Linked DNA regions of Homo sapiens: regions 1, 3 and 4 are each linked to region 2. A link is an interaction called in ENCODE POLR2A ChIA-PET data of the cell type or tissue named here. Cell type or tissue: MCF 10A. All regions are shown on one strand. Each heading gives the region's core, and the rest is flanking DNA. Links, peaks and the distances in the headings are about the cores only.

Region 1 (6,275 bases), core at 1,434-5,433, 510 kb before region 2:
CTATTCTAAAATAACCCATTTTTTAATCTAAAAAGATTATCTTTTGCAATATGATATCTTGGCTTCTACCTTCAAGTGGTAGGGCCTATTTCCCTTTTCCTTGAATTTGGGCTCATCTTGTGAATTGCTATGATTGCAAAAGTGCTGTTGTGCAAGTTCCAAGCCAGGCCTCAAGACACCTCGCAACTTCTGCTCTGTTTCTTGGAACCCTGTCACTGCTATGTGAATGAGCCTAGGCTGTCCTATTGAAGAATGAGAGATATGGATGACAAACCAATTGCCTCAGCTGTAATCTGTCTAGGTCAGTCTACATGCATCCAGCTGCATTCCAAATAGGTGGAAAAACCTGACTGCAGATGTATGAGTGAATACAGCTAAGAGAATAAAACCCTCATGATCTTTCCATCTACTTAAGAAAATAACAAATCTTATTATTTTAAGCCACTGAGATTTGGGTAGGATTGGTACACAGTCATTACTAATTGATACATATAACAATTTATGTTGTGATTGTACAGCCCACTGTCATTTTTGAAACAGAAACTTCTAGTGCATCTTAACTTCCAGTGTTTTATATAACACGAATGGAAAGAATAACATAAACTGCAGGATGGTTTTCTGTCTTCCTTTGTATTATGTTATATATGCTGACCTATTTAATTCATCAGGCTCATGCCCCTGACTACATCCATATTCAAGCTCACATGAAATCTTCCACTCTTGTTTACAAATATAAACCCAGAATCAAGTAAAATTGGTATATCAGTAATGAAGCTTCATCTTCTTCATTTTTCTATATCCAGGAAAAAATAATGGCATTTAAGAAAAATAATTTTGTATTAGATTATATTGCTGTTCTCAATTATTCATGCCTCCTTGGCCTGTAAGAATATGTACCATCATCTGTTGCTATGTGATTTCTGTGCTTTTCCAAGGGAGGAATGTGCTTTGCTGCCCCCTTCATTTTGAACCTTGTCATGACTTGCTTTGTTCAATGGAATATAAACCGTCTTGATGTGTAAATAGAAGCATTAGAGGATACTGCACAAATGGCTTTCATCTTTTTTCCTTTTCCAAGAGAATAGCAAAGCCAAAAGAGCACTTCTCCTTGACCGTCAGTGCCGGAATGAGAAGAAATACAATGGGACAGTCCCAAGTTAGTTGACATGAAATGTGAGCAAGGCATAAATATTTGTGATTTAAGCCACTAAAATATGAGGATCATTTGATATCTCAGCGATGCTGACTAATACAACTTCTCATTTATCTATAAAATGGTAAATGATTGAGAACAGTTCACAAATCCAAAGTACTAAATTAATCTACATTCAACTGAACTGTACTATTATCTATTAAAGTTATAGAGAAAGTCAGTGAATTGTATTAAAGATGCTGTGTTTGTGTGTATTTATTGTATTATATAATTTATATTGCTTCTTTGGACCACTGAAAATTCTGTTTTTTGAGATTTATTTGTTGACTTATTTACTTAATTATTTGCTTGTTTAAATTATATACAGGTTTCATCACAGTGGAAAACAAGAAGTAAAAAGACAGTGGTGAAATTACTTATACTTTGTAAAAAATAAAGTACAATTAAATTGCTTTGATTTAGTAGTGTATTAGTCCTTTTTCATGCTGCTGATAAACACATACCCAAGGCTGGGCAATTTACAAAAGAAAGAAGTTTAATGGACTTACAGTTCCACGTTGCTGGGGAGACCTCACAACGTGGCAGAAGGCAAGGAGGAGCAAGTCATGTCTTACATGGATGGCAGCAGGCAAAGAGAGAGCTTGTGCAGGGAAACTCCTTCTTATAAAGCCATCAGATCTTGTGAGACTTATTCACTATCACGAGAACAGTATGAGTGAAACCACCCTGATGATTCAATTATCTCCCACTGGGCTCCTCCCACAACATGTGGGAATTATGGGAGCTACAATTCAAGATGAAATTTGGGTGGGGGGCATGGCCAAACCATATCAAGTAGTGATTTTCAGATAGTACAGGGTAAGAAAAAAATAGCTTTCCCATTTTAAGAGCCCTAGATAGTTCTTGAACAATCAATGTTCATATGCAAGTGGCAGCCAGATTTGCTCTCAGCAAATTGGTTGTTTGGAGAGTGGAATTTTTCATGTGGTAACTTACATTTCAATGAATTTATATTCTTCCCAATCTGCTACCCCAGTGCTTACATTCTAGATTCAGAAGAAACTCAGCTTAGTCCAGACATTTTAAGCTGCAAGGGAATTGTTCAATGTGTCCAACTGTGTATTTTTACTCATATCATCTTTAGAACTATCTCCAAGAGAAGCCAACCTGTATTTCCAAACAGAACTGGAGACTATAAAAAAAAAAAGGAAAAATGAGTTAAATGTGGTGGTTATGCTAAAAGAATTATACCAAACTAAGTCACCAAGACTTCTTTGTCAGAGACCTGATCAATATGATTACAAGTTAATGCTAGAGGGAAGAAGAGGGAGTTCTCACCCTGAACTCAGCAATGTGACAGTGGCATGGAAGATGTCAAGGACTGTAGGTGGGAAATAGATGGAAGTCAGCCTGGACTATCCACAAAGCCCTACAATGTCAACAACTCTAGCAATGTGGTCAGCAAGGCTAAAGTCCTTGTGAATTTTTTATTGTTGGGGAACCAGAACCAACATCTAATGTTTCTATCAGGTGTCTTGCCTAATGATGCTCTGCTTTCACTACAGTCTCCAGGGGAGGGGAAACTTGTGATGTGGTTTAAGTTATTATAAACAATGTCTTTTGTAGGTTGTATGAATTCTAGATCACTATCTGATAACTGCACACTTCCCAGAATTCATAGTCAGATCAGTGGCCCAGAATGAACTCATATTGAATTTTGGAGGAAGATGACTTGAGAGAAACATGGGATTCTTCTTCCATTGATGGTAAGAGCCTAACATCTCCTTGTTGTGTAGGGACACACTCAGAGATGCAGTATATAAAGAGAAGTCTTAGAAAGGCAAGACCTAAACAGAGTATTTGAACAAAGGCAGGGTGATTTGACACTTTCCTGGAAAGTCTAAAAGCTATAGTAGATAGGCCACTTTATAATACTCTTGACCAATAAATAACCTTTACATCTGCATTAGAAATGTGTTAGCCTTGAGAGCCTGTCTGGGAATGGAGTATATTTCTTCTAATATTAAGTTTCCTTAATTCAGATCCTCAAAACAATTTGAAACTTTAGCATTGACTTGGATGATTGCATGGACAACCCAGGGTGACCAGTGGGAAAACCAAAATTATTTCCAGGATATATGAGCATCCTGACAATGCTTTCCTTGTACTATATCTTATGGGTTTATGCTCAGTGGCTAAGCAATACATGAAGACAGGAAATGTTTGGATTAAGAACATTCGGAAGCCACAAGTTACAATTTGATTTTGATACATCCCTACCTCTCTAAATATGTCAAAATAAAGACTAATAAATGTAAGGACATATATGAGTGTTCAGAAACCTCTAAAGATTATATATTTAATATTGTTTTTTGAGAATTACAAATATTAAATTATCCTAAAAAATATTTTGGAGTCATCTCTACTTTGCTGGTGTAATTAGCATGGCATTCATCCACCCATGTGATCCTCTAGCAGTGAGACAGGCTTATCTTGGCCACTAGTGGGACACTTTCTGTGAATTTTATCTCCATAAATCACTGAGCTTATGTTTTCTAAACTGTAAAATAAGGCTAAATATTCCAAGTGATTCCAGAAGTTCTTAGAGAAAGACGGGAGCGGTAACCCATGATGTATAAGGATAGTCAAGTTGGTTTCTGTAACATTCTGAATGAATTTCTAAACCAGAGGGGAAAAGTAAGGTGATAGGCTACCTGAGAGAAAGAGGCAGTCAAGACTGAGTCACAATGACTCAGAGAAGGGAATGAGCTCAGTCCAATCACATAATACTTGCTATTGTGCCCTGGCTTAGTTAGAAGCCAGATTCAGGAAGCACATTCCATTAGACTAAATAAAGCTTCGATCATGTGTAAAATTTCCAACTTGAATAAGCAGCCATCCTATCACTCATCAGGCTAGGTGCATTTAATGGGTGTAATTTCTTCCTCATATTTCTATGCATTTATTGTTTCATTTTTATTATAGGAACTTGGGCTTCTTATTAGACTTATTATTTTCTATTAAACCTAGACTTAAGTAAATACTGTTCTACAGGGTGTACATGCAAATATGTTTCCTTTAGATTGCCAAAAGAATAGGGCAATCTGATTCAACTTAACTATGAGATTAGAAGAAAGGAAAAGTGAAAAAAAAAAAACAACTATTAAGCACCAAGGCAATATAACCTGAGAGTGTATAAAAATTATTTTTGGGGAATTGTAAAACATTAATTCCTCAATTTCAAAGGTCCTGATTTTATAGATTTGAGATAGAATTCAGAAAAATGTATTTTAAGAAGGCTTTATTATATTTTATTTTAATATAGCTGAGCATTGCCTTGGGCCTTGGTAAACTAAGTTAACTTTTCCTTAAATTACTTAGAGGAAAAGGAAAGAAGATTAAATATGAATGTTATTTTTACTCTATTAAGGCCAATTTTCTGGAAAACAATATCAGAAACTGTCTCTGCAACATTTTAATTTCAAGATTGAATTGAATTTACCAGAGCCGCTGAGCTGTACAACTTCTGAAGTTTGGAGCATCCAGGTATCAGCTGGCTGCTAGCCAGAGCTTCAGAGCAAGTGTTCATTAAGCATGATTAAAGTGAGCTGTCATTTTATATATATTTTGGCAGATTTTTCAAGACAAAAATATGCCACAAAAAATACCTAGAAAATATGCCTTAAAGTGGAGACATAGCCCCTGCATAATTGGGGATGAGAAGTGGCTTATTTAGTTTTTTTCGGGGGAATAGTAAAGCCAAAGATGTTTCTATTACAAATTATTCAGAACTTCCCCAGATGTAGACTCAGATGTAGACCTTGAGACAAAGATTCAAGAAGAAATTGTTTCAGAGGTGATTTTAGGAAATACTAGTAGGAGAGGTGGGAAGTCACACTAGCAAGGGAAGATAATGAACAGGGGTGCTTTGTCAAGCAAGTCATCACTGTGGACAACTGGAGCTCAGTCTTACTGGGGAACTCTGGAAGCCTGTGGAACACGTGCATCTGGATTAGCTTCCCCAAGGGAGAGAGAGCTGGGGTTTTTATACACTGACTTCTTCAGTCATTGACTAAATCCTGCTCCAAAGGATCATTAATTTCCTGGGACTTCCAGCCTTCCTCCTGCATGGGCAAACAGGCTTCGGGATCCAGGGCAAGTCCTCAGGCAAAGAAGTAAGCTCTCTGGCAGTTGGGATTCGGGCAAACATATACCAAAATGGTAAAGACCAAGGATGTGGGAGAAGCCCTGAAAACATCAAGTAGGGGATTTGGGAAACTTAAGTCTTTGAAACCAGCTACTCTTCCAGTATAAAGAATAATGGAAGAAAAAACTCGCTAGGCAAGAGCCAAGGCTTATTACATTTAAAATGTCTCTTCTATGAGGAAACTAAGCCAGGTTAAAGGAGAGAAAACTAGTCGGCTGCCCTGATCACCAATCCATAGAGTATATTAAATTATCACAGTGATAAATTGGATTAATGGAACCACTTCACTTAGATTTCAACTTGAGAGTCCATCCATAATCGGTAAAATGTAAAACTTTCCTTAATCCCCAAAGTAGAGAATGCCCTCAGTGGAAGTTTTAAAAGCACTTCTTGCTCACATGCCTTAGCCCTATTGAAGTTTTCTGCTCCATCTAAGTGTAGGTTTCATGGTACAATCAAAGTGAGCAGAAATTCTAAAACTGAATGACACATGGCAAAAAGCTGTTCACCTGGCATTTGGCATTTATTTTCTAAATGTAAATGGTTTGATATGCCTCTTACTAAGAAATTGTTCAGGCCTGGCGTGGTGGCTCACGCCTGTAATCCCAACACTTTGGGAGGCCAAGACGGGCGGATTGCCTGCGGTCAGGAGCTCGAGACCAGTCCGACCAACATGGTGAAACCCCAACTCTACTAAAAATACAAAAAAATTAGCCGGGTGTGGAGGCATGTGCCTGTAATCCCAGCAACTGAGGAGGCTGAGGCAGGGGAATTGTTTGATCCAGGGAGGTGGAGGTTGCAGTGAACCAAGATTGTGCCACCGCACTCTAGCCTGGGTGATAGAGCGAGACTCTGTCTCAAAAAAAAAAAAAAAAAAAGAAAGAAAAGAAAAAGAGAAGAGAAGATAAAGAAAAT
Region 2 (6,275 bases), core at 973-4,972:
AGTTTAGCATGGAGAAAAAAGTTACTTAAAAAAAAAAAAACAGTGTCAAGGTAACAAGGAGCCTTCACAGTTCCTGATCTGAAAACAGGAATGTGAACCAGAGGCCTTGGCTGGATTCATATCACCCACTGGCCCCATTGTAGAAGGGCCAGAAGTTGGTCCCAATGTCCGGCTTTCAAGGTTAGTGACAATGTAAGAATGCATGATCTCTGGATGTGCATACAATTAGCGTTGTAATCCATAAATGCAAATACTCCTGCAAATTCTTCCATGGTAAACTTCTGTAAGGCATGTTGCTCTTCCACCTACCCCCATCCTTCAAGCCTAGGATCTAGGCTGCTGAGAGAAGTGACTCTTGGCTTCAGCTTTTAAATATATATATATCTCTCAAAACTTAATCTTTTCTTCCAACTGTTGGAAGATACATTGGGATGAATGGAAAGTGGTGATTCTAAAATGGTGGTGGAAATGGAGGAGGGTCCTGGGTTCAGAAAAATCCCACCTTTACTTTGGTGCATGGCACTGGGTGGCTGTGTTGTGACTTCTTTGCTGATTTCTGATTACCGCATGGACCACAGCAGCCCTGTGACTGCTGTTTTTTTTTTTTTTTTTTTTTTTTATGGTGCCAGTGACATCTACCATTGGTGCAGTGCGTGTGCTGGGAAGAAATTCCGCAAGGTGGCTCCCAGTAGTTAAAGGAGTACATAAATAGTCAAACATGCAGAGTCCTCTACCAGCTCAACCCAGTTTTTATGCACTTTTGGTAAATAAACAGAAAGGCTTCTTGTTCAGGCTTGCTCTGTGTGAACCAGACCGTTGTGCTTGGCTGGCTTCTTGGTATTCTATCTATTAACCTCGCCACCCTTTTGTAACTGGTGCATTTAATTATCAGTGGGATGCTTTTCAAACAGGTAAGGGTAATGATGGGAAAGGGGGTGGGGATGTCTCATTGAGAGTCACAAATCTGGATATGAGCTTTGGGGCCCCTTGGTGAGCCTTTGAGTGGGCTTTGATGAGAAAATCACCCTTTGTAACCAGATCGGACTCTATTGACATGTCAAGCCCTACAGACTTGATTGCTTTCTGTGCCTGAAGTCTTAGCCTAGATGCTATAGGATAGTTGTCCTTTCTTATCTCACTTTCCCAAAACCCACTCGCATTGTGTGCATGAGTACGTGTGCATGCGCCACACATGGACTCCCTGCAACCTTTTCTGCTTAATATGTTTTGTGACTGGAATATTTTATACTCTGGCCACCCAGACACAGGCAGGACAATAGAGTTGGCCGAATTGACTGAAATGAGGATTATGGAGAATAATAGGGCCTCTCCAAAAATAATGCTAACACAGGACAAGCGACAGGAAGCAACAGTTGAGTCAGCAGAGCTCAGGGCCCCTGACGAACCCTGGGAGCCGACTGACTGTGCACAATGGCCGCGTTGGCACGTCGGGCATTCCCAGGATGTGCGTGCCGCCGGCGGGCCTGCCTGTCGCAGCAGCCTGGGGTTTTGGACGCCGCACGCGTGCCGTTTGGATGGCGGTTTATTTGTGTCCGTCAGCTTGGCAGGAGGGGAGGCAGCCGCTTCTCAGGGCTTGGTTTGGCTGTCACTGTTGCCAGGAAAAGGAAGCTCCCGGCTGCCAACACAATTACCTTTGTTTCTTACATCCCCCCTTCTTAATGTGGCAATTAAGTGCTTACCGCTCTGCCCAGTGCCAAGGTAACCGCCATGGAGTGGGACAGGGCAGAGAACACAACCTTGGCACAGCAGCCTAAGTGTGGAGGGCGGGAGGAGGTGCAGGGGCCCCAGCCTTGCTGGGAACCTGGTGGCCCTTGGATGCCTTGGGGCTTTGATGCCAGGACTCTCCTCTAGGTAGAATTCCACAGAAATCTTCCAAAAAGCAATTCCGAAGGCTGACCATTCCTCTTTGATGCCACACCAGAATGGGAACCAGCTGCCAGGTTTCCAGATTTCCTTGGGCTTGGAGCTGGGAAGGGGCTGAAGTGACTCACTTTGCAAATCCAGACTAAAGATCTGTTTGCTACCCCTCCTTCCTGTGTGGCCTTCACAGTACTGTTCTGGAAAACATAAGGAAAGATGAAAGCCAGGTGACTCTTCGGCAGAGTCTTAGTTCTGTAGTCTGAAATCAAGAAAAACCCAGGTATTTGCTTTTGTTGTTGTTGTTTTGCTGTATAAACTTAAGTTTGAACACTTGCCTTTCCAAGCCCTCCTGGGATGGAGGACTCCGCCTCTACTGGGGGTCAGAGTTGCAGTGGCTGCTTGTATGTGACTTCGGCATAGTGGATTTGCTGCTCTGTGGCCTGGTCCCTGCTTTGATGTGGGGTGCATGATCTGGGATCTCAGTGCCTGGGTGTATGTTCAGGGATGTACAGAGGTCAAGTGTGGGCCTGGGAAAAATTAAAGTTCTCTAGCAACTAATAATCATTGTTAAATTATCTTGATTGCTGATCTATAGTGTGGGGATGGAGTGGGAGGTTGAGTGCCTCCTAATAGGAACCTTGGAGGGAATCCTTTTTCTCTGTAGGGCTGGGCAGGAGGAATCCTCCTGCCCCAGGAGACCCTAATCCCCTCCCTGAAACAGACAGGAAAAAAAGTCCAGGCTTTGTTGCCGTCACTGTAGCTCCCTGCCCTCACCCTGTCTCTGCCTCTGAGAAAGAAGGGCAGTTCATGGAAAATCACAGAGCCAGGCACGTAGGGCTGTGTGCAATTCTTTTCTCTCCAGGTGGGGTGATGTCGGTCAGCAACTTCTGAGGTTTTCCCAGTTCTGGCGAGGATGAGCCTGGTAGACTGCTTGGTCGTCCAAGTTCTTGTGCAAGACCTAAGGATGCTTTCCTCTTTGAGTATTAAACTGAGTTAGTACTGCCATGCCAGCTCAGTCCCGGCACCTTCCCTTGCAGTGGGGTTTGTGGGTATTATGTGTTTAGCGCTTGTGCAAGTCTGTCAAAACTCCTGGTATCAATGCATTTAATCAGAGGATTAATTACAACAATACTGTTGAAGTGGAGGACGTGGGCCTCAACGTGACCAGCAAATGAAGGGCTTAATTATACAGAATCAGCCACACATCTGGCCTCATTTTGACTGTGCTCTTACCTCAAATCAGTAGAGAAATATAATTTCTTGCTGCTCTTAGGGAAGAGTCCTGTAATTTGCAGGAAGTCCTAAGAAACTTAAAGAGGCAGTAAATAAGGTATAACTTTCGCTAATAAAATAGTAACAACAGCAATGAATTTGGACCTGTGGCCACTAACAGGAGAGGGCTGGGTATGTGCCCTGGCTTGCCCGGTTTTGCTTGCTTTTCTGAGCATTTTCCCACAGTTATCAGTGAACGAAATGGAATCCTACTCTGCTTTGAGTATGAAACATATTTCGGCTGAATTCCAAGGCAGGGTCTATCACAAGATATTTTTATATTCAGAGATGACCTGCTGTGTCACTCTGAGAGCGCTAAGCTGGCCTTGAGTTATGAATGAAACTCCCTTTTACCCTCCCTTTTTCTCTTTTTCCTTTATCTTATAGGTGCTTTCTCTTCTCTTGGCAGCAGTGTGCTTCTGGTGGCACAGCACGGTATTATTTAATCTATACACGCTTCTATTTCCTATGGCTTGGTTTCTGACACAGCAAAGCAGGGATTCATAACCTAGTTCATGTTCCTTGTCTACCCCACCTGCCTTGAGTACATTTCTTCAGTGCCAAGATAGCAGAAGCTTCATTTAAACGCTGGTGTTTTGTGAGACTGACCTTACTGTAAATTACGAAGGAAAATTTTAGAAAAGGAGGGAATTTGCTAATAGCTTAGGTTTGGCTGGGGGTGGGGAGGTGGAATTCTGAGATAAGCTTGGAAGATAAAAGGTGCCTTCAGTTTAACAGCTGGCATCTTGCCAGTATCCAGGGAATTTGTTTAGTTAGTAGACTCTGATTATTCTTGGAATGTTAGATCTTATTAACAGATAAGTTCATCAATAAATATAACCCATGGGTGTGCGGTTGTTTCTCCCTTTGTACTTTCTTCCCTGGGATCTGCCCCCAACTCCACCGCCCAAGTGAGGTTGACTTCTTTGTCTTGCAGAGTCACTTTGCATCTACCCCCTCCTGTTTCCTAGAGTTACCCGATACTTGTGGGAGCCAGGATGGTCTCACATAGACAGAGTTTTCAAAGGGGTTCTAAAAAGGAAAAGGGGGCCTCCCTAGAGACTGCCTCACCAGGGCCCAAAGTGTAACCTTAGCAATACCCCCTCGGTACAAATACCTGGTTAGGTTAGCTTAGAATAAATTCTTTGTGTGTGTGTGTGTGTGTGTGTGTGTGTGTGTGTGTGTTTCCTCATGCACTAGGGTCAGGGTCTGGAAAGTTTTGGGAAACTATATGCTAAATACTCTCATATCATATAGTGAGGTGGCATTTCCTGATCTCAACTTTGAGCTGCCTGCATGCATGTTGACTCCAGTGCGTCCCTGCCAGGTGAAAGGAGTCATTTGTCAACCTGGGAAGAGTGCTGACAAAGGAAGGGGAGTTGGTTTGGATTTAAACATCCAGGAACTCAATGCAACAACCAACAGAATTTTTATTTTGGCATTATGGTTTTGTTTGGTGGGGTATTCTGGGAGGCCAAGAATGTACGAGATTTTGGAAAGTCGACCCTGTTTCTGAATTGCTAAATTGTTTGTTTGTCTTGCAGAGGTCCTATACGTTGCTTGTGGAGGCGTGGGATTCCAGTAATGACACCGTTCGTAAGTATCGCTTCTGTGGACTTTTCTCTAAACACACGTGGAAGTGTGGGGCTTGGCCAACCAGTTGGAGCTGGATCTGTCTCCTTAGTACTTAGCATTTCTGCCACCTCTTGCCTTCTGTTCTCCCCTGTACCCCAGGGTGAACCTTCAGTGGAATGTATTCCTTAACTTTTCTAGGATTTTTGCTTGGAATATTAAGTGGCCAGAACAGAATCCCAGTTAACTCATTCCCTGATTATGAAACCTAGATTATCTTCGGGATAGAGATCTTAATGGTTTTACAACTTTAAAACCTTGTAGTCTGCTAAAGGATCAAAGTAGTGACTTTTTAAAAGTCCATTTAAACTTTAAGTGAGTGTTTAATCTCTCATCAGAAAGATAAAGCCATAAAGGTGGTGCTGGGCTCTAGAGACCGACCTTGAATTTCACTTGGTGGGCAGGTGAGCTTCTAGTCTCTCCGGGTTTCCCACACTGCTCCACAAACCTTTCATTGAAGCGCAATTCCAGAGCTTCACAGCCATTACCTGCCTTGTCCCTTTCTGAAAGATGGCTCTGTTTTCAGTGCAGGTTGCCTTTCAGGACTGAGGGGTTGGTTTTGGTGGATAAGCCATGGAGGATGTGATTGAAATGACATAGTCTGGCTTACAAAGTAGTCTTGCTCTTTAATTGTAACTTTACAGTGTTTTCGCTCACGAGCCGAAACTTCAAGTTCCCTTTTTGCCAGCAGAGTTTGGGTTGCGGTCGCTGGAAAACTTGATGCTCACTGAAATCTCTTGGTCTGTGCATGAGGAAGAGTGGATCCAGCTTCTTGTCTTGGCTCTCTGTTCTCTGAATGCCTTGTACTTTTTGCTTTTCTATCTTACCATTTTTTTTTGTTTGCTTTCACTGTGAATAATATATTTTCATCTTTCCTTGCCTTGCTTTTTTTTGCTGACAGAAAATGGTGAATGCACACCGTGGGTGCAGTGAGGGCTTGGTGCCTGCTACGTGGGCAGCTTCCACCTGTGGCTGGCTTATTGGGCTACTTGGAGCCACAGAATCATTGCTGAGCTCCGATGTGCCAGAGAGTCCCAGGCCATTTGGGTCACTCTTCTAGCTTGGGAATCTTAAGTCCAGCTTTTTGGATGTCATCCTCCCTGGAGGGGGAGCTCATGAAAGTCCAAGGTTCGAGTCTTCCTCCCCAGAGGGCTACCCTGTAATGCCGTGGGGGGGTGTGTGTGGGGGTGGCAGGGAAGCTCTGTCAGCCTTGGCTATGGCTGATGCCAGTCAGGGTCATAGACACCTGTTTGTTCTCCCCTCCCTGCCACAAACGTTGAGGACTGTGAACATTATGTCACTGTGACCTGCTTACAATGGTAACTAAGCGTTAGGCAGAAGGGGTTGAGGAGGGGGGAGACATAGGCTCTTCTGTAATAGTATGGTGTCGACATGGTGTTCTTTCCCCTCCCTTTTAGCTATTGAAACAATCCACCCGGTAGAGTGAACAGCTTGAGGTTGATCCTGGCCTGTGATAAGAGCCAGGTCAG
Region 3 (6,275 bases), core at 868-4,867, 330 kb before region 2:
TCCTGCAGGCTTCAAGTACAGCTGGATCCAGCGACTCAAATCTGGATTTCATGCTCTCTCTCATCCTCCCCTGCCCTTATTCTTTTCCTCCCTTTCTCTCTCTCCACTTCCTTCTCTCTTGGGCTGTCCTCTCTTTCTGCTAACTTCACTCTCAACTAAGCACCTCCACATGGTGACCCCCAACAGACCAAGGTTCACCCCATCTTTATGGCTAATGATCACACGGAGTCTTCACCACAATTCTAGCAAAAGTTCTGGAATTGAGTTTTACTGAGCCAAGCTGAATTTCATGCCTTTGACAAACCCATTGGCTATAGTCAAGGGTATAAGACATGCTAATTAAGCTGGCCTGGGTTGTGAGTACACCCTTAGGGCTGGGGAAGTAACCCTCTGGGGGACCAAGAGGACTTATTGTTGAGCAAGCATGACTTCCCAAAAGAAAACCAAATAACTGTTAACCAAAGAAGGAAAATGGGTGCTGATTTCTGACATTGTGTCCTGTGTCACAGGGGACATTGTGTTCCTCACAATGTCTGTTGCTCTCCTGGAAGGCTATTGGGCTGGAAGTCAGACAATCTGGGTCTGGTTATTTTGACTTTGTCAAGCCTATCATTTTCTCTTGGCTTTATGTTCCTCATCTATTCAATGAAGGAGTTGGCTTGGAATTCTAGGCTTTCTCTTATCAGCAAAGTTCAAAGATTTCTATGCACATATGTCTTCTTGGCCCAACCTGAATGTAAACAAACATAATCATTTTTTTATACTGATTGAAAGAAAGAAACTAAATGAGCCTGGGAATCACAAGAAGTGAGCAAAGTAGAAAGATGCAGAGGTGAATTAGTCAGAGGAATAATGCTAGCAGCAGTAGTAGCATGTTTGTACACAATAGGTGAGTGCTAAGGCAAAAGTAGGGACATTTGGCTAGCAGTATAAAGGCTGGAGGAGATGAAGGAGAGATGCGTCGGTAGAGAAAAAGCTTCTGAGAGAAAGTGATGCTTGAGATGATTCTTAAAGGAAGAGTGGAAATTGCCTTGTGAATGGAAATGAATGGGGCATTTCTAGCAAAGGGAACGTGAGGCATGGTGGTGTATAGCATGGCCAGGAATTAGAGCCTGTGCAGTAGAGAGCTTGGTGAGAGACCTAGCTGGAAGGTAGGCTAAGGGCAGACCATAGAAGGCCCAGCATGCCATATTGGGAAGTATGGACTGTATTCTGCAACAGAGGATGGGAAAACAGCAAGTAGGGCGGTAAGCAACGGTGCCATGTGAAACACTAGGCATAGCTTATCAATATAATCCTTACCACAGTCCATTAATCAAATGGATATTTATTATCCCTATTTTACAGATGAGGAAACTGAGGCTTAGATAGGGTTAAATGATATTCGCAGCTGCTGGAATGTTGGCAGCATGTTAATGGAATTGGAGCTCTTAACTAGATCATCTGATGAGTTCAATGTTGTATTTCTACCATTATGCTCTTGACATCTCACCTGTCTCCCATTTCAGAGGATTCCTGCAAGGACTAGATTTAGACCTCAAAAAGCAGGGATTTGGATGTGATTGGCTGAAAACATCAGCACTCTTCTTAGGGTCACCCATAACACTCCCAATATTTTCAGCAGTTAGCAGTCTTCTTCAACCAGCTCAAAAGAAATTATTTTTAACTCATGATAATGTAGCGTTTGTGAAACTTGGTTAGTAACTAAGAGAGGCACCCTTGGCAATTTCACAAAGTGTCTAACTGGTTACTTCTGAAAACAAGTCACTGGGCAAAATTTCTGGAAAGAGGGCAGGCAGTCTTGGAGAACAACTACAACTCCAAATATAGAAATATATTTAAATCAAGTAACTTTTGTAATCGAACCAATGGACATAGGCCACCATGTGAGCTTGCCACAAACCATTGTTAGGGTAAAAATTTCCCAACTCTTTGTTAAGTTCACAAATGCTTGGGCTGCCTAAGAATTAGGAGATTTAAATTCAGATTTAGAAATTAAAGATGACAATCTTCTCACAGCCATGGGCATGAAACCAATTAGCTATCAGGTTTGAAAAGCTTAACAGACTAATTTCCTCTTTCCTTTCATCAAAAATTAAATTTTCTAAAAAAAGTTAATTCAATGTTTCTCACTTAATATCATCTTGTCACCTACATTTGCACTGCCAGGATGTGGGCATAGAGGTCTGTCTTACCCATTTCAAAAACACAGCGAAAGGCAGCCTCTCTCAAGCCATTCTTTAAAAAGAGAGGATTCTACTTAAAGTATTGATTCTGTATCTCTCAAAAGAATCAAAACGATTACCACAGTAAAACTTAATGTCCCAGCTCCAAGTATGTCTTTTACAAATTGCTCTTTAATTTGAGATGTTTTATAACAGAGCAGCAAGATTTGCAATACATGGAAAGTATAAGAACCTATAAAGAATTATGTAATCACTATGTCCTGTACACGAAGTGTTGGTTTTGGATTGCAAACAAATGTTCAAACTCCCTTGGGAAAAAAAAAGAAAGAAAAAGAAAAACAACAAATTGTGGGGCCAAGAGGATGAGAGGATCGAGTGTCAGCGTTTATGTTCAAGCAGCATGGATTGACTCCAGCCTGAGGTTAACTTAGAATTAAAATGGAACTGGTGGTCTTGCCTTGGCAGACAAGAGGTTATAACAAATCTATGACCACATACATACAGACACCACGGTCGCCAGCTAAACCACACACATGTGGCACACTCAAAGAGTTTCAGTGAGGCAGTTACCAACACAACCGGGATCCTTTTTCTTCCCTTTCTAGGAGACAGAGCAAACCGTAGCCTCTCACATAGCAACTAAAGGAACCTACCTCATAGTTAACACCCAGAATTTAAATTAACATTATTAATGGCTAGAGAAAGTTCACCCTCAGTAGAAAGCAACCTATGTATTATCATGCAATCATTTACCTGCCTAAAAAAGTGATAGTGAGTTTCCAAAAATGCACTATCTTCCGGGCTGTTTACATAAAGACTTCTTCACTTTTCTTGAATCTAATGAGTAAGCATGTTTCACACCCTCTGGGTATCTATTTTGGAAAGTCAAACTCATTGGCCACTCCTGAAGCAATCAAGATTCAAGACACCACTAATTAAAGCTTCACAGAGGGAAACCACATGCAGACACTGCTGTGTTACTGAATACTCTTTACAAAGCAGGAGAGGTGGGAGGAAGCCCCACCATGAATGGGAGGCCAAGGTCAGGGATAGGGACAAGATCCATCATGGCAGTCTGCCAACATGTTCACATGATGGGTCCCAGATTATGCTGGGCCCTGACAATTAATTCTTGTATTCACCAAATAAACATCCATAATAATAATAAGAAAGTGGGCTCCAAGTTCTTGATAAAGCTGAATAGGGGATCACACTCTACCAAGACAAGAACAGAGGAATTATGAAATGTTCAGAGGGTGGTCTCACCTGTGCTGTTCTATCAGAATTCTGTACCATTTAACTGGTTTTTCCTTGTATCATGCAATGTATCAGTTATCCCTTGCTATATAACAAACTACCCCAAACTTCCTCCCCTAAAACAACAACCAAAATTATTACTTACAAGATTGTAGGTTATCCAGGGAGTCTTGCTCATCTGAGCCAAGCTCAGTTGATCTTGGCCATGCTCATCCACAGCAGATCAGCTGGAGATTGGAATGGCCTCACTCTAGGTGTGATGGCTGGGTACCTATTGGCTTGGACAATGGAGGTGACTAGGCCATGTAAGTTAGTCGTAACTAGGACTCATGGCGTTTTTAGCATCCCAGGAGAGTCAGCAGAGGAGTACAAAACCTCCTGAGGACCAGACTTCACTTCTTCTGCATTTGATTGGTGAAAGCAAGTCGCAAAGTCAAGCCAGATTCTGTGTACAGGGACATAGACTCTTCTTTCTGAGAGTTGCTGCAAGATCACATTACAAGGAATGGGTTACAGAAAAGTAAGATTTGGTGCCAATTTTACCATCAACCGACCACATCCATCTAATCAGTGGTAAAGTTAGGAGAGAATATTTCCATTTCAACTTTTCTGATTCTTTCTACTACCCAACACCAAGTTACAAAAATTCCAACCCATATTTGATCCAATAGGCATCAAGAAATATAGAGTATGCTGGCTTTAGGGTTAGACTCTCTGGCTTGTTACATGCTTTCAGCATTTCATCAATGTATGACTTTGTGTAAATTACTTAACCCACCTATAGCCTTCGTTTCCTCATCTCTAAAATGGATTTAATAAGAAAGCCCAGCTCTCAAGTCTACTACAAGGACTAAATAATATACATGATGTTTTGAAAAAGTGACTGTCACTTAAAGTGCTCAAAATATACATATCATCATCATCATCATCATCATCATTAATATTGACAAAATGAGCTTCTGCTCCATTTTTTTTTCTCCATTCACGTCTCTCCCTCCATTACAAGGCCTGGAACACAGATCTTTCTCACCTAACATCAAGCCAACCCTTTTCTTTTGCCCTGTACAACATATCCCTTAATTTTAATACATAAACACAAACAGAAAAGAGACCAGCCTTCCCCTACCATGACAATTTTCTGGACAGTTTGTGCACTTAAATTCCCAAGTCAACCTTCAGGCCTGGGGGTTGCCTGCCAGGAGCTTCTTGCCACTTCCCGTAGCCTGAACTCTAAGGGCCTGGGGTTTGCCTTATTTAACTGTGGTATCATTTGGGATTCCTCAGGCCTGGGAGCTACACTTGGGCCAAGACATTTGTGGCCTCTACTGGCTCAGAAATCTGTTCTTCCTTGCTTTCACTCAGAAACTCTGTGTGTGTGTGTGTGTGTGTGTGTGTGTGTATCTGTTAACAACCCCTTCAGAGTGGGTGCATCTGGCACATGTACTAACACAAACTTCATGATTTGGGGGAAAAAATACTACACACATTCTGCTATGGCGGGGATAATAATCAGAAAGCCAATTTCTATGTAGATTTGTTCTAGAATAGCCTTATCTTAAAATCATAAACACAAACTCAAATAGAATAGATACAAAAATAGTTTTGTCTTTTGCATCTCAGTGTAAAGACGTCCCACTGATTCGGATGCACATTAAAATTTGAAAAGCACTAGAGTAGGCCAATTCTTCCCCAGCATCTGAATACTGCATAATCACCTGGAGGGCTTGTTAAAATACAGATTTCTAGGTCCTGTCCCTAGAGATTCTGATTCCACAGATCTGGAAACAGTCCCCAGATTCTGCACTTCTAACAAGCTCCCTGATACTGCCAATGCTACTTTTCCAGGAACCACACTTTGAATTGTGAGGACCAATACCTTCATTTCACATTTGGGAAAATGAGACCTGGGAAAAATGAATAGATATGGGTGCTAACTAAAGAGACAGTGTCTTAACAGTTATACAGAAATTGAGACGGAACCCCAGGTTCAGTTCTTTTTTTTTTTCCAAGCATTTTCTGATGGCTGATACTGCTTTCAGCTGGATTTGCATCCTTTTTCCTCCTGTTACATGACTTCGATATTTTCACCTTTGCCATTTGACCTGTGAAATTCTTTTCAGTTTCTGACAATTCTGTTTCATTTCCTCACTTTAAACTTAAATTTTATTTCATTCTCTGATTATTTTTAATCTTGGCAGAGAATTGAAATATTTTGCTTAAGTAATGTTTATTGAATGGAACCATCTTCTATTTCTCTCTTCTTTCTTAAGTCCCCTATTTTGGTATCCTTAGTCCTTCATACTTCAAACAGGTATTCATCTTTCTCAGAATCATCCCTACTGATCATCTAAATCCTCTGCATCATCATCATCTACATCTGCAACATCTATATTATCTACATTATCTACATTATCTACATCTGCATCATCTATATAATCTATATCTACATCATCTACATTATCTATATATACATCATCTATAGCATCTACACCTGTATCATCTACATTATCTACAACATCTACATTATCTATGTCTACATTATCTATATCTAAATCATCTATATTATCTATATCTACATCATCTACATTGTCTACATTTACATTATCTGTATCTACATCATCTATATCTTCTAAATCTACTTAATCTACCTTTTCTACATCTACATCATCCGTATCTTCAACATCTGTATCATCTACATCTGTATCATGTACAGCAGCCACAGCAACAGCTGCTTTTACTGTACTTTCAAGATACTCACTCCTTCTGTGGACATGAATTAGTGACTTGAAAGGAGAGGAAAATAAAAACTTGACTTTGAGGAAACAGTTTAAA
Region 4 (6,275 bases), core at 1,501-5,500, 190 kb before region 2:
ACTTGACAGACATCTGAAGAAGGTAAAAAAGCAGTCTATGCAGGTATCTGGAGAAACACCAGTTCAGAAAGAGCAAACAGCAAGAACAAATTTCCTGAGGTAGAAATATGTTTGGCTTCTTCACAAACAGCAAGGAGACAAATTTGGCTATAGCAAGACTAGGAAGAGATTGTGTAGAGGAGAGATGAAGGAAGCCTGTTCATGTTGGACCTTATATGCCATAGGAAGGGATTTGACTTTGACTCTAAGTAAGATGAGATGCCCTTGGAAGATTTTGAATAGATGAGTGACATGGTCTGGCTTTTGCTTTAAAAGGAATCATCCTGGCTTCTTTGTGAAAGAGTATAGAGGAACAAAGGCTGAAACAGAAATACCAGGCTTGAGAGATGGCAATGGATGTGGTGAGACATGGTTGGATTCAAGATGTATTTTGAAGATAGTTTTCATGGGATTTTGTGGTGAATTGGATGTGAGGTGGGAGAGAAAGAGAGGAGTCAATGATTTCTCCAAGTTTTTTCAGCTTGAGCACCTAGAAGGATGGAGTTGCCACAGCTGAGATGGACAAGACCAGGGGTGGAACAGATTATGAAGGTTTAATCAGAAGGTCACTTTCTATCTCATGAAGTTTGAGATACCCACTAAATACCCAAGTAGGGGTATTGAAAAGACATTTGAATGTATAAATATAGAGTTTAAATGAGAGAGCTGAGATGGAGATATAAATTTAGGCATCGTAAGATATTTAAAGCCATGAGACTGAATGAGATCATCCAAAACATGAGTGCGAGTGGAGAAGAGGGCCAAGATCTGAACTGAGAGTGGGAGAGCTCAACTTTTAAAGGTTGAGGAGGTCAGGAGAAACCAACAGAGAACATCAATAAAGGAGTCAGTGAAATAGGAAAAGAATAAAGAGAAAAGAGAGGATATGTCCACAATAAAAGATTTATGAAAGAAAGCCCATTGTGGCTTAATTCATAATACCCCCAAGATGAGAACAACACAAATACCCATCAGCAGGAAAATAAATAACCAACTAATGGGATATAAGTCTTACAAGGGAATAATACTCAGCAATGCAAAAGAATAAACAATTGCTACCCACAACAACACGGATGACTCTCCAGACATAACAAACCAGATACAAAAGAGGACCAGCCTGGCCAATATGGTGACACCCCGTCTCTACTAAAAACACGAACATTAGCCTGGTGTGGTGGCGCACCTGTAGTTCCAGCTACTCGGGAGGCTGAGGCAGAAGAATCGCTTGAACCCAGGAGGCGGAGGCTGCAGTGAGCCAAGATCGTGCCACTGCACTACAGCCTGGTGACAGAGCAAGATTCTGTCTGTCTTAAAAAAAATAAAAATAAAAAAAAGGCGTTCTTATTTTTCCACAAAATACCTAATGTAGATGATGGGTTGATGGGTGCAGCAAACCACCATGGCACATGTATACCTGTGTAACAAACCTGCACATTCTGCACATGTATCCCAGAATTTAAAGTACAATAAAAAAAATTAAATATATATTCTACAGTAAAAAAAAAAAAATAGCACAAGACTAGTGTAAATTGTCTTTGCCCATGAAGAGCTTACTTATCAGACTGAAAATTGGAAATGCACAGATTTCCTCTTTGGAACAAGAGGACTAAATTATTATCCTTTTACACTCTTTCTACAGAACATCCTCTTGCTCTGCCTCCGACCTATGACTATTTCAAACAATTGTCTCAGCAACTGCAGCCCCAGGTCTGCTCTGCTAGGCCACTGGCCCCTAAGTACCTTAGAGGACACAGGAGATAATGTTGAACATGTTGTCTTGGTAACCAACACTTTTGCCTGGTGGCCCTGGCTCCATCCTCCTCTATACCCTGCTCTTGCAGTTTCCACTGCACCCCAAGGTTGGAGACCTGACCCTTCCAGCTCCTCTCTGCTATGCCCTCCAGTGATTGTGCTGTGCCTCCTCCCCCACAAATTCCCCTCCCCCTCGTACGTTTCCACCCTACTTCTTATTTTGAACTTGCACAGTTGTTTCCACCTCATGTTTAGCAGGTCTCAAGGGTTCTAACTCATGGTCTTGCTTAAATCTTAAATCCCTGCCACCTCACTGTCAGTCGGATGAGGCACCCCGATAGGTTTCCCAGGACAGCTACAAAAATTCCTTCATGGATGGAGAGTTCTTCCCCCACTCCAAGACCTTTTAAGTTAGATGGGATTTATCCAGCTGTTAATCACTAAAGTCAAAACTGTATAGTCAGGGTTTAGGGTACCCTCCATCAGAAAGCAGAGGAGGGATAGGGGTTTCTACTGAAAATAGGAACACAAATTGGACACATATTTGCTCCTAGTTGAAACATTGTGCCCAGTGGCTAAGTGGACTCTTTTCTCCTGGTAAGATGTCCCTCATTTGAACAAACTGTTTTGGCTGACAGATTTTTGTTTTCAAAGAACCAAGAAGATTAGGCTGGGCACAGGCCTGTAATCCCAGCACTTTTGGAGGCCAAGAAGATTAGGCCAGACTCACACCTGTAATCCCAGCACTTTGGGAGACCAAGGTGGGTAGATCACCTGAGGTCAGGAGTTCAAGACCAGCCTGGCCAATATGGTGAAAACCCATCTACTAAAAATACAAAAATTAGCTGGGCGTGGTGGCACACACCTGTAGTCCCAGCTACTTCGGACAATGAGGCACAAGAATTGCTTCTACCTGGGAGGTGAGCTGAGATCATGCCACTGCACTCCAGCCTGGGCTACAGAGGGAGACTCTGTCCAAAACCAACAAACAAAGGAAGGAACCAAGAAGATGATACTTTAGAGGCAGTTCTGAAAGCAGTCACTTCTAGGCAAGAATTAAAAATGCTTCAGAAGCTGACATGTGATCCCTTCCTGGAACAGGGCTCACAGGTTTACCCCTGCCCAAGCTCTATCCGCCACATCACCCCACTCCCAACTCCCTGCCCAGGGTCCCAGGGCAGTCACAGGGCAACAGATCACAACAGTGTTATGTTGGGCTGACTCAGCTTTTCCACAAGGGAAGTTACAGAATAACCTGGCTCAGGACTTAGACCAAGTAGTAAAAGGGAAGGAATGACGAAAGCTGGTGAGGCTTCTGCAACTTGTGTTACTGCCCTTGGATTGCTTCCAGGACTGACTTTGTGGGTACGAGACTCAAACTGCCACACAGAGCTCCGTGCTTGGAGGGGTCCCATGATTGGTTTAATGCTCTGCTGTCACTGTCTTGAAATTGTAATAATTTTTCAACAAGGTCCAACATTTTTATTTTGCACTGGGCCCTGCAAATAAATTATGTAGCTGATACTAATTGTTTCAACTCAGTTATCCGCAAACTAAACATCATTGGTTATTTTTATATACTTTACCTTGAGCCTTCTCTTCAGGAGATTGAAGGTGATAAACTGAGAGTTATAGACCCACTTTCAAACCTCTATGGAAACCACTGTTTTCAATGTGTAATTGGAGGAAGATAGGTCAGTTGGATTTCTAGACTGGGACATTTCTTCCCCAAAACTGGAAAAATAAGGAAATCTCTACAAGTTGAAGGTCAGGATGATGAATAAGAATGTATTGAAAAGTAAGACTTCAAATAAAACTTTCATCCCTGGCTTGAAGATGACATTAAACATAAACTTACTGCTATGAAAATATCAATCAGTCATAATGCCAAATAGTTGAAAAACACACATAACCTAAAAAATCCCCAATCCATCATTTATCAGAGGTAAGATGAAACATAGCCACGCTGGGTCACAAATCAAATTCTGGCAGTGGCACAGTGAAATAAAAAGAGGAATCTGGGTAATCCACTGAATAATCATTGCTTCTCTCAATTCCCCCAAATAAGTAAGGCATGTGTTTCCAAAGAGATCTATCTTATCCTGGAGTAATACTCAAATTTTCTGTGTTCTCAGAACTCTAAACTCCCTCCTCCTCAGTAAAGTCTTCTCTGGCTATTTAAAAGCAATTCAGAGTTTTATCTTTCAACTATCTACCCTTTTCAATAAATCTCTGCACATTGAAAGGCTCTTCTGGCCTTGTCAGCATCAGAGTCAAAGGGGGCTGGGGCAGAGTAAACACACAAGGTGGACTTTGGTAGCCAGGCTCTGTGCCTGGCTGTAACCCTTTCTTTTTATCATCCACAGTATACTTACTCCTTGTCTTGGAATTCACCACAGCAGCCAGCCTTCTCCTCCAGCTCTATTTCCTCCCCTGCCTATTTACTCTCAAAGATGACCTCTCCACCTACTTCCTTGGGAAAATTGAGAACATCTGATGAGAACTCCCACAAGTTTCCTCCCAAACTCCTTAAGTTTTCTTTGGATCATCACCCAAACTTTCTTCCTTCCCGCCCATCTTGGAAGAAACATTCCCTGACACATGGACAGGTTAACCCCTTCACCTGCCTTCTACCATGCAGGGGCTTCCCTTTGATGATTAGGGTCTCTATTTTCTCCTTCCACTGACTACTTGTCCAGTTCCTCAACACAGGCTCAAATCTTCTCATTCAAAAACAAACACACAAACACCAATGACATCCTCTCCTCATTCACTCTTCACTCTCTTGCCTTCCTTTTTCTACCAGTCCATAGTGTCCACTTCCTCTTCTCTCTCTATGCCTTCCATAAAAAAAAAAAATTGTCTCACCTAGCACTAAATGTAGAAGGCATCAAATAAATGTGAGACTCATTTCTTGATAGCCTTGAAATACAGTTTGAAAGCAAGTAGTGTGATGCCTCCAGGTTTGTTCTTTTTCCTCAAGATTGCCTTGGCTGTTTGGGGTTTTGTGTGGTTCCATATGAATTTTAGGATTTTTTTCTAGTTCTACGAAAAATGACATCAGAATTTGATAGGGATTGCATTGAAATCTGCAGATCACTTTAGGTAGTATGGACATTTTAACAATATTAATTCTTCCAATCCATGAACACAGAATATGTTTCTACTTATTTGTATCTTCTTCAATTTCTTTCATCAGTGTTTTGAACTTTTTAGAATGTTGGAATTCTACACATTAGATTACAAAGTGTAGAAATCTTTCACATTGACCAATGAAACATAATAGAAAGCCCAGAAAGGAATCTCCACATTTATAGTCAATTGATTTTCTACAAAGGTGCCAAAAACACACAATGGGAAAAGGACAATCTCTTCACTAAAGAATGTTGGGAAAACTAGATATCCACATGCAGAAGAATGAAACTGAACTCTTACATCATACCATACACAAAAATCAACCCAAAATGAAATTGTCTTTTCTAGGGTTAGCCAAATCAAAGGTCTGGGTTTGACACCCATCCTATTAGTAATCCCAGAAGCATTCTTGCTTCTCAAGATGAGACCTCTCTTCCTGGTTTCTGTGATGTTGGTTTCCCTCCAACTTTTCTCACTTACTCATATAAAGTGTCTTTTCCTTATTCTTGTCCATCACTTAATGGAAGTTATTTCCAAAAATACCTCTCTTGGCTTGTTCTCTTGGCTCAGTATAGTGAGCAGAGAACATTTTTATTCCATGAAGATTCTCATTGGCTCCCATCCTCACTGCATGATTCCCAAAGGTATATTCTTACTTCTGACCGCACTACCAAATCGCAGACCACATCTCCAACACTTGCTAAACACCCTCAGTCACCTGCCTTACCTCCCTCTAAGTGTGGCCTACCGGCTCCTTAACCTCTAGTTAACTAAAGCAAAATGAATGTGACAGAATGAATGTCCATCTTGCACAACTTTCAGGGAGTTTCCTATATAATTCTTGCTGTGGAAAGGCACTACTGTCAGACTGAGGCTCAGCAGGCCTGCAGGTAGAAACAACAGGCGATTTTACCTGGCTGGAGAAAAAGTGTGAGACAGGGAACAAAGCCAGATCCTGATCCAAAGCAGCCAAGCTGCACTTCTGTGCTCAGCACTGTATGTTTGCCTCTTGGTCCTCTTGAAAATTGCACTGTTCAAGACATTGATAACAGATAGAGACATCACCAAAAATTAAACAAGCATTGCTTTCACACCTAGAGATAGAAAATTAACTACTTACTTTGCCTGCAAGTCAAGGCACAATGGCATTGCATTAAGCAGGAAGTGATGGGGCATCTGACTTGGGCACAGTGGATCAAGAAAAACTGTGACTTCTTTTCCACTTATTGTTCACACTGTAAATGCTTTACTTCCATCAATTAAAAGGCCTATGTGGATTCTGTCCCTCCAATTATTCATGGTTCTGTTAAGCATCTCTCTCTGATTGAGACTCACTTTTCTTAGTATGA

Evidence for each region. ChIA-PET counts read pairs that join two places held together with the same protein. Peaks named below come from ENCODE experiments on the same cell type or tissue, not always from the same donor. Only the 100,000 strongest peaks of a DNase experiment are listed, where the experiment ranks them.
Region 1: POLR2A ChIA-PET joins it to region 2 with 6 read pairs; 2 of 35 experiments call an interaction of 5 or more read pairs at or near these places.
Region 3: POLR2A ChIA-PET joins it to region 2 with 5 read pairs; 6 of 35 experiments call an interaction of 5 or more read pairs at or near these places.
Region 4: POLR2A ChIA-PET joins it to region 2 with 6 read pairs; 6 of 35 experiments call an interaction of 5 or more read pairs at or near these places.

What each region holds. Positions count from the first base shown.
Region 1 is chr20:11,176,834-11,183,108 of GRCh38, reverse strand. LOC105372528 (a long non-coding RNA gene) reads left to right here and starts at 4,656. Exons shown (of 3, transcript XR_937260.2): 1 at 4,656-4,699. In MCF 10A, for the core only: a CTCF peak has its summit at 3,657; a DNase peak (open chromatin) is centred at 3,908.
Region 2 is chr20:10,662,437-10,668,711 of GRCh38, reverse strand. It overlaps JAG1 (jagged canonical Notch ligand 1), which reads left to right. Exons shown (of 26, transcript NM_000214.3): 3 at 4,698-4,749. Among named protein-coding and RNA genes, the nearest start is that of JAG1, 8.4 kb to the left of the region's middle. In MCF 10A, for the core only: no CTCF peak of the experiment used is centred there; DNase peaks (open chromatin) are centred at 1,571, 2,771 and 3,331.
Region 3 is chr20:10,989,249-10,995,523 of GRCh38, reverse strand. No RefSeq gene overlaps it. Among named protein-coding and RNA genes, the nearest start is that of LINC02871, 34 kb to the left of the region's middle. In MCF 10A, for the core only: no CTCF peak of the experiment used is centred there; a DNase peak (open chromatin) is centred at 2,523.
Region 4 is chr20:10,854,306-10,860,580 of GRCh38, reverse strand. No RefSeq gene overlaps it. Among named protein-coding and RNA genes, the nearest start is that of LINC01752, 100 kb to the right of the region's middle. In MCF 10A, for the core only: no CTCF peak of the experiment used is centred there; a DNase peak (open chromatin) is centred at 3,070.